Linked DNA regions of Homo sapiens: region 2 is linked to region 1. Evidence: read pairs that join two places in POLR2A ChIA-PET (ENCODE). Cell type or tissue: A673. All regions are shown on one strand.

Region 1 (8,000 bases):
TTAATTAGAAATTAGCTTCATAAAATAAAATCAGTAAATGTCAGATCCAGAGTAGGGAAACCTAATCATTTTCAAAACGGGAAATAAGGAAACAGAAAACAGAAGTTGTTTCCCAAAGTTGATGCTGAAGGCAGATCTGACTCCCACTTCAGGGGCTGATCCTCTGCACATCGCTGCCATCAGACATAAAACCACTGACTTAGAGATTTCAGACAACATTTAAAGAACATGAGAATAGGACCAAACAGCATAGGCACTGCAATGATTGTTCTATTTCTGTAAAAAGGGAAGAATGTACTATACCTCCATTCTTTCTTGTTTAACTTCATCAATTTCGTCATCTTCAAACATTGCTAAAAGTTCTCCTGTCTGGTCAATAGAGTTGAGGAAGTCCTGAGCAATCTTTTGTCTTTTGTTCGCATTATTGCTGCCACTCAATTTGTCTTCATGAAGTCAAGGGAAAGAAAAAAAGAAATGTTCTCAATAGGTTTACATCAGCACTAATTATTACATGTATTAAATATAGTATACCAAATTCAGAATTGGGATTCTCTGAAAATAATCTTTTAAAAAATTCTTGCATTCAAAATAAAAGTATAAGTCATACAGAATTAAATAATTTTTCATGTCACAAATTAGAATGAAAGAATAGAACCAAATGATCAATTATCAAAGTAAGTGTGAAAGGGCTAATTAAATCCCTTATAAAAAGGAGAGAGTGGTGTGCTCAGATTTGGAAAAAGAATACTGTTATATAGTATTTATAACAAACACCTCTGAAATGAAATGACAATACAAAAAATGATGAGTAAGGATATGCTAGGCAAATACAAGCTAAGAAAGCAGAACTGGTAACATTAACGTTAGAAAATACAGCTCAAGACCAAAAACACTAAAGGAGACAGGGTGAAATACTATCTAGTAATAAAAGGAATTTTAAACGGCCATAAACTTTTATGTAACAAAATAATAGCAAAATGAATAACACAAAGGAAATCTTAAAAAGCACAATTATTGTGAGATATCTGAATATATATATTTTTAAATTTGACAACTTAAGGTTACAGAAGATTTAAAAAATATATATCTCTAAGCACATTAACAACTATATACATATAAGAATCTATATTATCATCTTAGGTCCATAGATCTTTTTCTTCATTTTTATCATTTCTTTTAAATTTTTAAATCAAAAAGTTTTATAAACATCTATAAATTAAAATATATTAAAATATCACATATCATTTTTGCTTGATTACTCTTTCCCATTTCCTTCCCTTTTACATGATCAGCCAAATTCCAACTCAAAATCTTGTAACTCATATTAACACCACCCAATATGTATTCTCCATGCTCATATATCCATAAAAATACATTCATTTATAGAGCTGTTTTATTCATTTATATTTTCTAGAAAAGGGTTCTTATGATATTCCTTCTATTTCTTTCTGGTCTTGCACTTCATGTTTCTTCGTCAATTAGGAAGAAAAATCCCTCCAAGTCAACTGGTACAGCCCTGATTCCTTCTTAACGGCTGTGTAATATTTTACAGTATGTATGTACCACAGCTTTCCAGCCAATCCCCTATTGATGGGCATAAACTTTGTTTCAGGTTTTTGCTACCCAGGGGAAATGCAGTAATGAACATCCCATCCATATGGCATTCTGTATGGTTGGCTTAATGTTTATGGCATAGATTCACAAGGATGGAACTACTGAGTTAAAAGGTACAAACATTTTAATGGAAGTTAAGAGATTGTTTACCAGTGCATTAACCTTCAAGTTTCCAAGACTAATGAGGAATGCCTTGTCTCTCCATGAGAAAAGCCTAATAAATGTAAAGTGATACATCATTGTGATTAAAATATTTAATTTCCCTAATGAATCTAAACATGTTTTCCCATATGTTTGTTAGCTATCTGAATAAGCCTTTCTGTTAATTGTCTAGTTTTATCCTTTGCCCATTTTCAACTGGGTTGCCTTTTTCTTAACAATTCAAAGGGCTCTTTTATATTACCCCTTTGTTATCTAAGTTAAAAATGTTTATCCTAGTCTTTCATTTGCCTATGAATTTTAAAGCATCTTTTGCCACTAAAAAATTTAAAATTTGCCAGGCGTGGTGGCTCACGCCTGTAATCCCAGCACTTTGGGAGGCTGAGGCGGGCGGATCACCTGAGGTCAGGAGTTTGAGACCAGCCTGACCAACATGGAGAGACCCTGTGTCTACTATAATCACAGCTACTCGGGAGGCTGAGGCAGGAGAATCGCTTGAACCCGGGATACAGAGGTTGTGGTGAGCCGAGATTGCTCCATTGCACTCCAGCCTGGGCAACAAGTGCAAAACTCGTCTCAAAAAAAAAAAAAAAAATTTAATTTCTATATTGTCAAATAAGTTCATTTTTTCTTTTATAACTTTTGTTTGAGATGACTTCTCTCCACTCACACAGATGGAATGGATCCTATCAGATATCTATTCTTATTTAAATTTGTAAAGGTTTACTTTGTGGCCAATTTTACAATTAAGTTTTGTAAATGTTCTGTAGATATATTGAAAAAATTCATAGACCCTCTATTCCAGATAAATACAGGTCGAAGCATATCTTGCTATTTTGCTGATTTACTATTTAGTGCTTATGGGTCTATTATGTTAAAAATTGTGTCTTCTATAATTATTCCTCTTTATCCTGTTTTATTATTATTATTATTACCCTTTATCCTTCTATAAAATATTCCTCTTTGTTCTGTTTGGGCTTTTAATGTTAAATTATAGCTTGCATGATGCTAATATTGCCACTTCCGCTTTCTTTGCATTTGTGTATGCATTTATTTACCATTTATTTGTTCATCGCATTATTTATAACCTTTCTTTATGTTCAAGTTTTATTTTTGTGGTTGTTTATAATGTCTCAATGTAAGAATTTAATCCATTTCATAATTAGTGCAATGACCGATATATTTCATTTTTATTATTTTCTCTTGCTTTATATTTGGTATTTATTTCATATTCTTGTTTTTTCCTTTTCCTTTCTTCATTTTTAATGGTTTGGCCATGTTGATAGTCCTTCCATTTCTTCTCATTGTTAATTTGAAATTGTAATATACTTTTCTATTCTGTTAACGTTTACCACCCCTTTTTCCATTTTCTTTAATGTTTACCTCGCTCTTTTCTGGTTGGACACATTGCTTGAACATATTTTAGACAACAGTTTCCATTATTATTTAAAGTAAGATATCAATTATACTCCTACCAAGAGGTAACATTTTCCCAATCAAGTAACTTTTTCTTCTAACGTTTCACCCTTTCCAGTATCAAGAGACCTTCAGAACACTTTCATTTTCCCTATCTCAGCTTCCTATCAATAGACCTTTGAAAAATTTTTACTTCACCCCTTCTCCATCTCTAAACTTTTGGCTTTCCGATGAAAAGGGGTATTATTTTTACAGTATTAACAGAATTTCACCAGTATTTTAAGAAATTTAGCGCTTATATTGCATGTTCTCACATATTGTATCATTAGAGATAAATACTGAGTCCAAACAAGATTAACTACTCAACATACTTCTTTCCTATTCTTCCTTTTTCTAACTTTGAAGTTTATCACTGGGATCTATGGATGATTTACTTTCTGCATTTGCATTTACTTTCTGCACTTGATATTTGCATATTGTCGAATATGTTTCTTTAGCACTATAGACAGATATCTTATCTTGGTTGGGTATAAAGTCCTTGGATTGCAGTCCCTTCCTCTCATGAATCGATAAATATGATTCTAGTGCCTTCTAGCTTCCGGTGTTATACATGAGAAGTCCAATTATAATGTGATTCATTTAATAATTCCTTTTTTGGAGGTAGAGGAGGCTGAGCTTTTGTAAGATTTTCTCATTATGTTTAGAGATCAAGAATTTTACTAAGACATTCCAGGTGTTTATCTACTCAACTTTTTTTACTCTGCAGTCTTGGATTATTCTTAGCTCTATAATTTATTAATAATTGCCTCTCCTCCATCTCCTACTTTTACTTTCTGAAATGCCTATCATATGCATCTTAACTCCTCCGAATTTATCCTCTATATCTCTTACCTTTTTCCCTCATAATTTTCATATCTTTACATTTTTCTATGTGCTTTGAGATAACTATTGCATTTTATTCTCCCTAATTAGGTCTGAAGAGTGACTTTTTGACAAAAAATCATTTAGTTGTGAATTACTGTGTGTTAACTCTAGAAAATCTCTTTTGTGCTACATTTGAGTCCCACTATTGTTCTCCTTACTTTTTAAAATTTAAGTTGTCATCTAATCCCAACTATTTTGCTGGCAGATATTACGTTCTGTCTTAGCTTCCTCTATGTTGGTGCATTACTCCCCTCACCCTAAGTATTCCCCCCCACTTTTTTTTTTTTTTGCTGCTTGATGGGATTCAGTTGTAATGTAATCAATGGTAAGGGTTTGAGTGGAGGATTTTAATGGGATTTTAAATGATTCCCTATCTCAATCTTCCCCTCCACCAACTCTAGGCAACCACTACTCTACACTCCATCTCTTTAGATTTGCCTATTCCAGACATTTCATATAAATAGAATAAAATATCTGGTCTTTGTGATTGGTTTCTTTCATTTAGCTTAATATTTTCAAGGTTCATCCATGTTTTAGCATATATCAGTATTTAATTCCTTTTTATAGCCAAATAATATTCCTTTATATGAATATTCCATACTTATTTATCCATTCATCCACTGATAGACATTTGGGCTATTTCCTTTTTTATTATCATGAATGCTGCTGCTAACACTCATGTACAAATTTTTATGTGAATACATATTTTCATTTATCTTATTCCACTTCTTTTGCTAGGAATGGAATTTCTGGTTCAGTTGGTAAATCTATGTTTACCCTTTTGAGGAACTTCCAAAATGCTTTCTGAATTGTCTGCACCATTTTATACTCTAACAACTTAAGAAGGTTCTAGCTCTCCATGTCCTCAACAGCACTTGTTATTATCATTTTGTGTGTTTGTTTGTTTTTAATAGATAGGGTCTCGCTCTGTTGCCAGGCTGGAATGAAGTGGTGCAGTCACAGCATACTGCAGCCTCTAACTCCTGGGCTCAAGTAATCTTCCCACCTCAGCCTCCTGAGTAGCTGGGTCCACAGGCACATGCCACTGAGACTGGCTAATTAATTTTTTTTTTCTAGAGATGGGGTCTTGCTTTGTTGCCCAGGCTGGTTTCAAAATCCTGGCTTAAAGTGATCCTCCTGCCTCAGCCTCCCAAAATGCTGGGATTATAGATATGAGCCACCATACTCGGCCTTGTTTTTATCTTTTTGATCACAGTCATCCTAGTGGGTGTGGAGTATTATATCAATGTGGTTTTGATTTGCATTTCTCTGATGGCTAATGACTTTTTTTTTTTTGAGATGGAATCTCCCTCTATTGCCCAGGCTGGTGTGCAATGGCACAATCACGGCTCACTGCAACCTCTGCCTCCTGTTTCAGGGTATTCTATTGCCTCAGCCTCCCAGGTAACTGGGATTACAGGCACACACCACTATACCCAGCTCATTTTTTGTATTTTTAGTAGAGATGGGGTTTTACTATGTTGGCCAGGCTGGTCTTGAACTCCTGACCTCAAGTGATCCACCCGCTTCAGCCTCCTCAAGTGCTGGGATTATTTATAGGCATGATTTTTAAGTATCTTTTTCAGTGTCTATTGTCCATTAGTTAATCTTCTTTGTAGAAATCTCTATTCAGACCCTTTGCCCATTTTTAAATTGGGCCACTGTCTTTTTATTGTTAAGTTGCATGCATTCTTGATATATTCTATACAAAAGTACCCTATCAGATATATAAGAAAAATTTTCTTCCATTCTGTGGTTTGTCTTTTCACTTTCTTGATGTTGCTCTTTGAAACATAAAACTTTTAAAATTGATCAGTTAATTTATTAGTCATTGTTTTGACTTTGAAATAATTGATCAAGTCCAATTTTCCCTTTTTCTTTTGCTGTTTGTGCTTTTGGTGTCATACATTCAGAATGCTTTGCCTCCTCCAAAGTCATCAACATTTATTACTGTATTTCTTTTTAAGAATTTTATAGTTTGAGCCCTTGTATTTAGGTCTATGATCCATATTGGGTTAACTTTGTGTACTGTGTTGTTGTAGGTGCCCAAATTCTTTCTCTTGGACGTGGATATCCAGTTGCTCCAGCAATATTTGTCAAAATGGCTATTTTTTCCCTATCAAATTCTCTTGAAATCCTTGTCAATATCAACTGATCCTAAATGCTCATTACTGAACTCTCATTCCATTCCATTTCATTGACAAATATGTCTACACTTATGCCAGTACTGCTCTATCGTAATTACTGTAGCTTTATGGTAAGTTTTGAAATCAGTAAGCATGAGTCCTCTGACTTTATTCTTTGTTAAGATTGTTCTAGGTATTCTAGTTCCCTCACGACCTAGATGAGTCATTTCCATATCAGAATCTGGTATTTCTATATGATTGGTAGAATCAGCGTATTCATGATTGGTAGAATCAGTGTATTCATTTCTACAAAAAAGCAGATGAAATCTGTAGGCCAAGTTGGAGAGTATTAACACTTTAATAATACTGAATGTTCCAATCCATGAACGTAGGATGTCTTTCCATTACTATCTAGGCCTTCTTTCAACAATATTTTGTAATTTTCAGTACATAAATCTTGCAGGTCTTTAGTAATTTTATTCCAAAATATTTTATTCTTTTTGATGCTATTGTAAATGGCATTGTTTTCTTAATTTCATTTTTGAGGTGTGCATAGCTGATATATTAAAATATGCTTGATTTTTGCATATTTCTCTTATATCCAGCAAACACATCGAACCAGTCTATTAGTTGTAATAGTTTTTATTGAATTTCTTAGAATTTTCTATATACAAAATTATGTTATCTGTAAACAGAGGTAGTTGTACTTCTTTTTTTCTAATCTGGATGCCCTTCATTTCTCTTTCTGACTAAACACCTGGCTAAAACCTTCAGTACAATATTGCATATAAGTGCCATTAATGGACATCTTTGTCTTGTTCCCGATCTTATAAGGGAAAGCATACAGTCTTTTACCATTAACTATGATGTTAGGTGTGGGTTTTCCATATATGTCTGTCTTAGCTCAGGCTGCTACAACAAATACATCATAAACTGGGAGGCTTAAACAACAAACATTTATTTCTCACAGTTCTGGAGGTTGGGAAGTCTAAGATCAAGGTGCCAGTAGATTTAGTGTCTGGTGAAGGCCTGCTTCATGGCTTACAGATGACATGATCTTGTTGTATCCACATATGGTGGACAGCAGAAACAGAAGAAACAAACTTTCTTGTGTCTCTTCTCAGAAATGCCCTAATCATAAAGGTTCCATCCTTATGACCTAATTTTTAATGCTTCCCACAATTCTCATCTCCAAATACTACCACACTGGGAATTAGGCTTCAACATATATATTCAGAGGGTGAGGAGGGACAAAAACATTCAGTCCATGCAATCATCTTTATCAAGTTAAAGAGGTTTCCTTCTCTTCCTGGTTTGTTGAATGTCCCTCTCATTAAACACTTTTGGAATTTTGTTAAATGCTTTTCCTACATTTATTGAGGTGATCATGTGATTTTTCTCCTTTATTCTGTTAATTTGATGCATTACATGAATTGTTTTCTAAGTTTAAAACAACTTTATATCCCTATGACAAATCCCATTTGGTCATGGTTTATAATCCTTTCTATACTTGCTGAATTCAGTTTAATGGCATTCTGTTGAGGATTTTTGCATCTGTATTAAAAAACATTGCAGTCTGGTTTTCTTTTCTTGTGATATCTTTGTCTGGTTTTCATATCAGGCTCAATCTATATTACCTTTATAGAATTAGTTGGGAAATAATTGGTATTCTTCTTTAAACATTTGGTGGAATTCAACAGTGAAATAATCTGTGACTGAGCTTTTCTTTGTGGAAATTTTTAAGCTACTAATTTAACCTTT
Region 2 (8,000 bases), 780 kb after region 1:
GTAAACATTTGGGTGATTTAGGATTTTTTAAGAGTAATTTTGACTCCATGCCATTTTCCTTTATGAGTCAATTCTAGGACTTTACAAATATGGCTACTTGATGGAATTAGGGATGAGGACTCACATCCTATCCTCATTCCCCAACTCTTTCCTCTCCTCCCTAATACAGGTTCCAAGGAGCATGGTTTGTAAGTCAGTGAACCAGACTAATTCCATTTTATGTGCAAGGAAACCTGGACTTAGATATAGGCATTGATTTGCTTAAGATTGCACTGTTGATTGGTAAGCATTAGAAATGGAATTTCTACTCTCAAGACCCATAGGCCATTGCTCTGGAAAGAGCATATCAGCTTCCCCTTCCTTCTTTTGGTTTAAAATCTCTTCTAGCACCTTGTAAATATTTATTGTCCATGTCTGGTGCCACTTTAGTTCAAGCTGAGAGTAGGTTTTCTGTGGATCTGCTGCCAAGGATCTCTTCTTAAACTCTACTAACTTTCTATTGTCCAAAACTTCACTCTCCAACCCTGCTTTTCCATCATCTCCTGCATGGAAGCTCAGATTGTTCTTTGTCAACCAGTTGTTTGGGCCCTGTTCACAATATGAGCAATGATTCTAGAACCTAGAGGGCTATCTAGTATCCTGACATTCATTAATGATCGCAAAAACCCACTGGATTTGGGAAGATATTTACAATGGACCTAGCACTGTGTTAGTCACATTACAAAAATTGTATTAGTTAACTCTTACAACAAGGTCTGAGGTGAATACTGTTTTCCATTTTTCAGATGAGGAAATGAGGCTCAGAGAGACTGCCCAGGAGCGGCAGAGCTGGAATCTGAGCCTCAGCCATTCTGACTCTAAAGCTATACTTTAGGCCTCCAGGCTCTCCTGACTCTCAGTCATTTGGAGCCAGGACTTCCTTATGCCATCAATACCCACATTTATTGTATAAGTAACTGTAATAATTAGGGGAAGGTGTGGGGTGGGCCGCTGCTTTTTGTAGCAGCCTAAAATGATTTTAATCTCATTTTGTAAAGCAAAGACTATGGGTGAACTTGTTCATCAAATTCTGAAATACAGGGCAAGCAGGCAGTTTAGAAGCTTGAGGTAAGTTTAGGGAAAATAAGGAAATAATACTTCTCCTAGCACGTAATAAAGTTATGGAACTCATTACCCTGAGAGGCTGTACAGACAGGAAATGTAAATGAATTAAAAAGGAGTTTGGACAAATTTATGAATGACAGAGTCATAAAAGCCTTCTAACAGAAGCTGGAATATACAAGATATGACTATGAAGCAATGAAAAATTTTTTAAAACAAACACTAGAACTTGTATATCCAAATAAATATATACTTTTCCTGCAAAGTATCTGCCTTGGGAGAATACTGGCTTATTTTAATATTACTTACTTGTTCAAAACATTTTTGAAACCCATGGAAATTTAGAGGTTTAAGTTCACCCCTCTCCTTTTGCAGATGAGGAAACTGAAACCTAAAGTAATTAAATAGCATGCTCACAGTTCTGGGCTTAGAATCCTGGTTGGCTGACTTCTGGCTTATTGCTCTTTTCACAGCCGTAAGCTGTCTCCTGCAATTGATTTCTTCAGAGTCCATGGCTAATTCTTTAGGATACCCTAATCGTGGTAAGTCTTTATCCTTTGCAAATGGGTTTTTGGAACAGCCAAAACTGATTTAGATTTAAGATTGATGGTTAAGATGTGTGTTCAAGCTGTACATTAATATTATTTGTTCAAAACCTGAGTTTTTTATTTTTATTTTTTTTAATAGAGAGGCAGTAAAGCCATGTTTCTTTTGTTCCCTATAAACTGCCTTTCTGCTAGCCACCTTCAGCCAGCCTGAGGAATGTATAGCACACCTTTTAGATCACTTTTCATAAGCCACAGCTTTGAGCTGAGTTGCTTGTGGCGCCTCCTTCTCCATTACACTTAATGAAAGCACAGCCAAGGGAACTCACTCTGTCAAGGGCAAAAGGAAGACAGTGGAGAAGCAGCCCCCCTGGGGCAAGAGGAGAGTCTTTGGAGCTCTCAGAACACCTGGAAGGAATGTTTCAGGTAGCCCAGAGCCCTATGTCAAGCAGATCAAAGATATTTTGAATAATGAAAAAGGAAAGAAGAGACTAGACAAAGCGGGGTTAAAATCTGGACAGAGACCACTGTTGTCAATGAAAAGACAAAAAAGAAAATTCAGAGCTCAGATGGAACAAAAGGAGATTTGGCTACAATTCCCTAGAGGCAGCAAATGTGTGTACCTGGGAGGGATCTCATTAAGATCCAACCAAGGACAGAGGTCACTGGGAGCTCATTGGTTTGTGTTCATTTATGCCCTGCCAGTTGAATTCACTTTGATCACTTTAATCACTAAAGGATATCCAACTGAATATCCTTTTCACTTTGATTTCTAAGGAAAATAAGGAGGGAGGGGAGTGACGGAAGGAGGGGTCAGGCATAGAGAAATCCCACAATCCATGAAGCATATTAGATGACTTTTGCTTAGGCTTGGACACTTTGCTTCCCCAAATGGATTTACAGCCCTGAACCAAAGCTAACAGAGAAAAGAAAAACATGTCACTGAAAGTAACATGTTGACATGTGTTGATGTCTCAGCCAAAATTTATAGCATAACCCAGAAAAGACACTTGAGATGCAGGGCCATGCATCCTGGCTGATGGCATGTTTCTGGAGACTACTGGTAGGCGATATCCCAGACAGGTCAAGGCCAGTAAGGAAAGTGCCCAACAGTGGCTCTAGATAGAATCACTGAGGCTCAGAATTTAACCTCTGTTTTGTGACGCTTGAAGCAGACATAACAGAAAGTCTGGATTGGGTAGAAATGGAAAAGAACAGTTTTTAGATTTGATGAAGACTTTGGAGGAGAATGAGGAAGAAGAGAAGGGATAAATATCTATCTATGTTTATACACACGCAAACACACACGCACTGAAAACACTTATATAAGTATCTACTATATATATGTGTATATATATGTATATGTGTGTATATATATATAAATGTGTGTATATATATATTTGGAGAGTGGGACATGTCCATCTCTGCAGTGTGGTGAAGGTAGGGATATGGCTGTGCAGTCCTTGTGTGTAGGTGTGTATGCACTCACAAGGACCACTGTGCACATGCGTACCTACAGACACACACATGCACACAACACACACTTTATCTCACAAAACAGAATTATTATATATGTCCTTTTTGGCTAAGAAAGGGGAAGGGGGATTGAGCCTTAGCTATGGGTAAGAAGTTGCTAATAGTAGGAAACTGCTTATTCTGAAAACTTCTGCAATTCCAGTTAATCCTATCTTGGCTCGAACCCAACTCCACAGAGTCTTGTAGGTTTTGCAGAGATAGAGAGGTTAAAAGGGACCCCAGGATGCTATTTTGAAAAACTCCTCATTTCCTGGGGCCTGCTTTGGGTTCCCGGAATGAGAGGAGGACAGCACCCTCAGCCTTGTGGAGGAGCTGCTGGGCAGGTTGTGTCCCCTTTGGGAGGCACAGTTTTGGAGGGGCTCAACGTACTCTGCTGTGTGGTGACGGTGTAGATAGGGTTATTGAATCCTTGTTGTCTTTACTTAAGAATGGGGTAGGTTTCTGGCTTAAAAATTGTTTCTTTGTTTTTGAGACCGGATCTCACTATGTGGCCCAGGCTGGAGAGCAGTGGTGCAATCACAGCTCACTGCAGCCTCGACCTCCTGGGCTCAAGAGATCCTTCCCACCTCAATTTCCTGAGTAGCTGGGACTACAGGCACAGGCCACCACACCCAGCTAATTTTTGTAGAGACGGGGTTTCATTATGTTGCCCAGGCTGGCCTCCAACCCCTGAGCTCAAGTGATCCGCCTGCCTGGGCCTCCCAAAGTGCTGGGATTACAGGCGTGAGCCACTGTACCCAGCCAAAAATAATTTTTTGGGTGCCTGTCTCTGTCCTGCTGATCACCAGACTGGACAAGCATTTGTTACTTCACCTTGGCAGATGTGTGTCTGGGTCCAAGGTGGCCAAGGCCCACAGGGCTATGTCACAGTCAGGCCACAGTGGATCTGGAAATGCTAAGTCCAGAGAGGGGACATCAGGCAGCTCATTGCCACCCGTCTCCATCTAAACCCCTGGTTCTGGCAACTTGTTTCTCAGTGTGGAATGCAATAAGCCTCTTTAGTAGGTGGCAAGTATTATTTCTTCTAAGAAAACTCATTTGTTTTCAAATTAAGCTATGTGTTTCAAATTGAAAAAAAAAAAAACTTAACAGACCCTAAGAAATAAGGGACAGTCAATGCTTGTCAGACTTGAAGGGGGCAGAGAAAACAGTAGAATCATTTGATCCATAAGTAACCTCAGGGCTAGGACAAGGAGCTGCCTACTGGTTCTTTTCAGCCTCCTGTGTGTCCCTCAAATGGAACTTTGGAAGCTTGTTGTCCCTTAACAGACTAAAACAAAATCCTTGCCACTCCCCCGCCCTACCATTTCTAAAAAGTTGAATGCAGACAGTCAACTCTGGCTCATGTGGCTCTCTTCTTGAGTTTAGACCGAAGGAACTCTTGGTTTGTGCATTCAGGTTTCAAATGAAAACCTCATCAATGAAGACTAATGGAAAAAAATAGACCTTTGGCAGGAATCTCAGAGTCTGACAAGCCTCACAGAAGATTGTGCAGCTTGAGGGTACCTTCAAAGTCCAGTGCAGGCCCTTCTCCAGGACTCTTCTCAATGGATCTTCTCATTACCTCAATCTCAAGAGCTTGTCTCTTTCCCTAAACAACTGACCGTGCCCATATTATTTAAGTACCTTAAAAGGAAACGGAGAGTAGGAACTGGTCCCGTGGATCCATTTACCTGATCCTTGTGTAATGCTGATAAAGGCAACATCTGGCCCATTTTAAATCTATGTGGGTTTGAGAAAAATGGCACCTGTCAGAAAAGAAAGCTTTTTCTTGAAGCATTTGTTCAGACTTCATATTTTTGTTTAAAAAGAACTATTATTTTTTTTTCGTCTAATCTTCAGACCAATCCCACACAGTAAGCTACTGGGCTATTAACAGGAAAATTAAGGCATGAGGTATGAAGGAACTTGTCCAGGCAGATTCATGATCCCGGACACTCAAAGATGAAGCCCAGGCCTGGGAGTGGCATAGGAAGATGAGTAAGCAGATGACCTCTAGGCTGTGCAGCTCAACCCCAAGTCCCGTATGAAACGTGAGGCAGTGCTGTGTGGTAGAAAGACAGGCACACAAGCCAGCCAGCCAGCATGGCTCTAGCTGTGTGAATGTGACCCAGTTATTTAATTTCTCTAGAGCTCGGTTCCTTCATCTTTAACATGGGAAAAATAGTGGTAATGTGACAATTTGACTTGGCATTTTGGTAGAGATTTTTGGCATTCACAGTAAATTTTTATGATACTCAAAGAAAACCATTAAAATGTCAGCTTTAATATATAGATTTATATCTGTGATGCTTGTATGTATTTGAAAGAACAGGGAAGAATAACTGGGCTATTAGCATTAATTACCACATGAAGCAGAACTTGTGAGAGGAATTATTAACTTATTCTTCATTTATCACTTTATTATTTAATTTGTTAGAAGAATCATTGATTACTTTTGTTTTTAAGGAGATCTAATAAATAAAATCTATTTATTAAAAAAATCTATTAAATAAATAAAATAATAAATAAATAAATAAAATAAAAATTAAAATCCATTTAAAAAATATCAGCTCTAAAATTTCCCCAGTATCTTCTGAGGAAGACACCTTAACACATTCCTGACTCCTACCCCATCCCTAAGCCTCATGTTAGGGATGGAGAGGGTTTGGGTTGGAATAAAGCTCAAGACGGGGTGAAGTTGAGGTAAAGTTCAGGGATGGGCTGAGGGCTACAGATCAAATGGAACATTTAATTATATGACTTCTGAGCTTTATTTAATCAAGAGGGTATACTTTAAAATGCCGTGTTTTGAATGATAAATCCCATAGGTTTGGGGGAGTTTTAAATGAGATGCTGTCTGTGAAGAGCACAGCACACGTTGATGATGGAATTACTATTAGCACTCCTTGCCTGCTTCCTTCCTCCTTCTTTCTCCTATCCTCCCTCCTTCCCTCTGGCTACTGAAAGAGCGAAAGACACTCTTACTCTTAACCCCATGCTATGCTGCCTTGTAAACTTGCCATCTCAAACACAGAGCCCTGTCATGATACAGAGGGGCTGGCACTAATTTTTCTGGTGCCTTCAGGGCACACAACCATGGTCCTCAATCATTTAAAAGATGGTTCTTGTTGCGCCTCCCCCGCATCACCTCAAGGACACTCTTCTCAAGGATCTTTTAGAACTCTGGGTTCTGCCTCATACTAGGTCATTAACTAATCATTCACTTCCCCAGCTAGGTTGAAGGACAGTGCAAGACACAGGCCAGCATTCCAGAAGCCCTGCACGGGGCTGAACTGGGCTCACAGACAAGTGAGCAAACAGTAGGGGCTTAAGGGCTGCACTGTACAGGAGGGGCCAGGAAAACTCTGAGGAAGCCAAGTTGGCTGAGAAGGCCACGTTGGCCTTGCTTGTCTGCACTGCCCCTTGGTCTCTGAACAATACTGCTCTAGGTCTGACTGGGAAGCTTGGAATAGGGTTTTGGGAGAAGTTCACATGCTGTGATTGTTTTAATAATTTAATTTTTCAGTTACCCAGAACGGCAGGGATTTTCTTTCTCCCCACAGCCTACTTTCTTTTGAGCCTGCATCCCTTTTGAGAAAGAGATTTCTGAGAAATGCATACAAAGCAGACTTGTGTGTGTGTGTGTGAAAAAACTTATCAAAGTTACCCTGCATGAGGTGGTCAACGTGACTGGCAGGGAACTTTTCTGTGTTTGGAGATGTGCCTTTCTGAGATATCCCAGGAACCTAGAACCTCAGTAATGAAGGATCTCACATTTCCCCCTGCAGGATGGAGCTGGAGCAGGTTGGCCCCAGAGATTGGATCCTGGGTTGCAGAGGAGGAAGATGCGTACTTTCCACTCTCCATGCTGACATAGACCGTTTTATATATATTTATTTTTTCATATCACATAATTTCAATCACCTTCCTGCACTAAAAAACGTAGATTTCTCCAACATCATTCTTGAGGCTTGCAGTGGATTCTATGAGATGAAGGTACATTTTCACATATGTTCAAACTTCATAGCCTGTCTTTCCCAGTGGCTTGTGATGGAGTCCTCATCAGTGTAGCGAGCTGGGGAAACATCACCGAGGAGGAAGCAATGACTGACTGGCCTGATGTGAGGTGCTGCCCCAGAGGTCCGTCTTGGCCTGAACCCCCTGAGATGAGCTGGGTCGCAGGCCCCCGATGTTTGCAGCCATGGTACATATGTGACATTTCTGCCAACACACATAATTATACTATCCCTTAATTAGTAACCCTGTCTTTATACCAGGGAAAGCTTCAGCTGCTTGTCAACAAAAATATATTTGTCCCACGGCCTTAAAAACACATACACATAAATTGCCAATTATTCCCCATTCATAGACTTTGGCAAGACACCGGAGAGCTGTTTGCTTTCCCTTAGGCCAAATTAAGACTTACCTTTCATGGCAACTTATTTGCCGGAGTAATTTTCCACCTCATTTAATTAGGCTAATTGATTCAACAGCCCTGTCAAGGGACAACGCAGTGCTGGGTGCTTGGGGCAAATTATTCTGACCTCCTTTGAGCAAAGGCCTGATTAGTCTTCCTGTTTTCAAATCCAGATCAGCCTTTTTTTTTAACCTTGTGTGTCTCACTTCGTGCCACATGGGTAAGTACATGTGGAGAGCCACTAATTTATTAAGCACTTTGAAAAGGGCTGGGTGCTGAGCCCAAGCTGGTGATTCCATCCAAGGAACAATGAGCTCACTGAAGCCTGAGAGTGAATAGAAATAACTGGATCTGGGGGAATCGTGAATTCAACAGATTCCAGCGCAACTAAGAATTGTCATTCTCTCCAGCTGTTAGTT

What was found. ChIA-PET counts read pairs that join two places held together with the same protein. Peaks named below come from ENCODE experiments on the same cell type or tissue, not always from the same donor. Only the 100,000 strongest peaks of a DNase experiment are listed, where the experiment ranks them.
Region 2: POLR2A ChIA-PET joins it to region 1 with 5 read pairs; 2 of 35 experiments call an interaction of 5 or more read pairs at or near these places.

Annotation. Positions count from the first base shown.
Region 1 is chr6:45,003,350-45,011,349 of GRCh38, forward strand. It overlaps SUPT3H (SPT3 homolog, SAGA and STAGA complex component), which reads right to left. Exons shown (of 11, transcript NM_003599.4): 6 at 304-443. Among named protein-coding and RNA genes, the nearest start is that of MIR586, 190 kb to the right of the region's middle. In A673, no CTCF peak of the experiment used is centred here; no DNase peak of the experiment used is centred here.
Region 2 is chr6:45,778,754-45,786,753 of GRCh38, forward strand. No RefSeq gene overlaps it. Among named protein-coding and RNA genes, the nearest start is that of RUNX2-AS1, 210 kb to the left of the region's middle. In A673, no CTCF peak of the experiment used is centred here; DNase peaks (open chromatin) are centred at 1,538 and 3,338.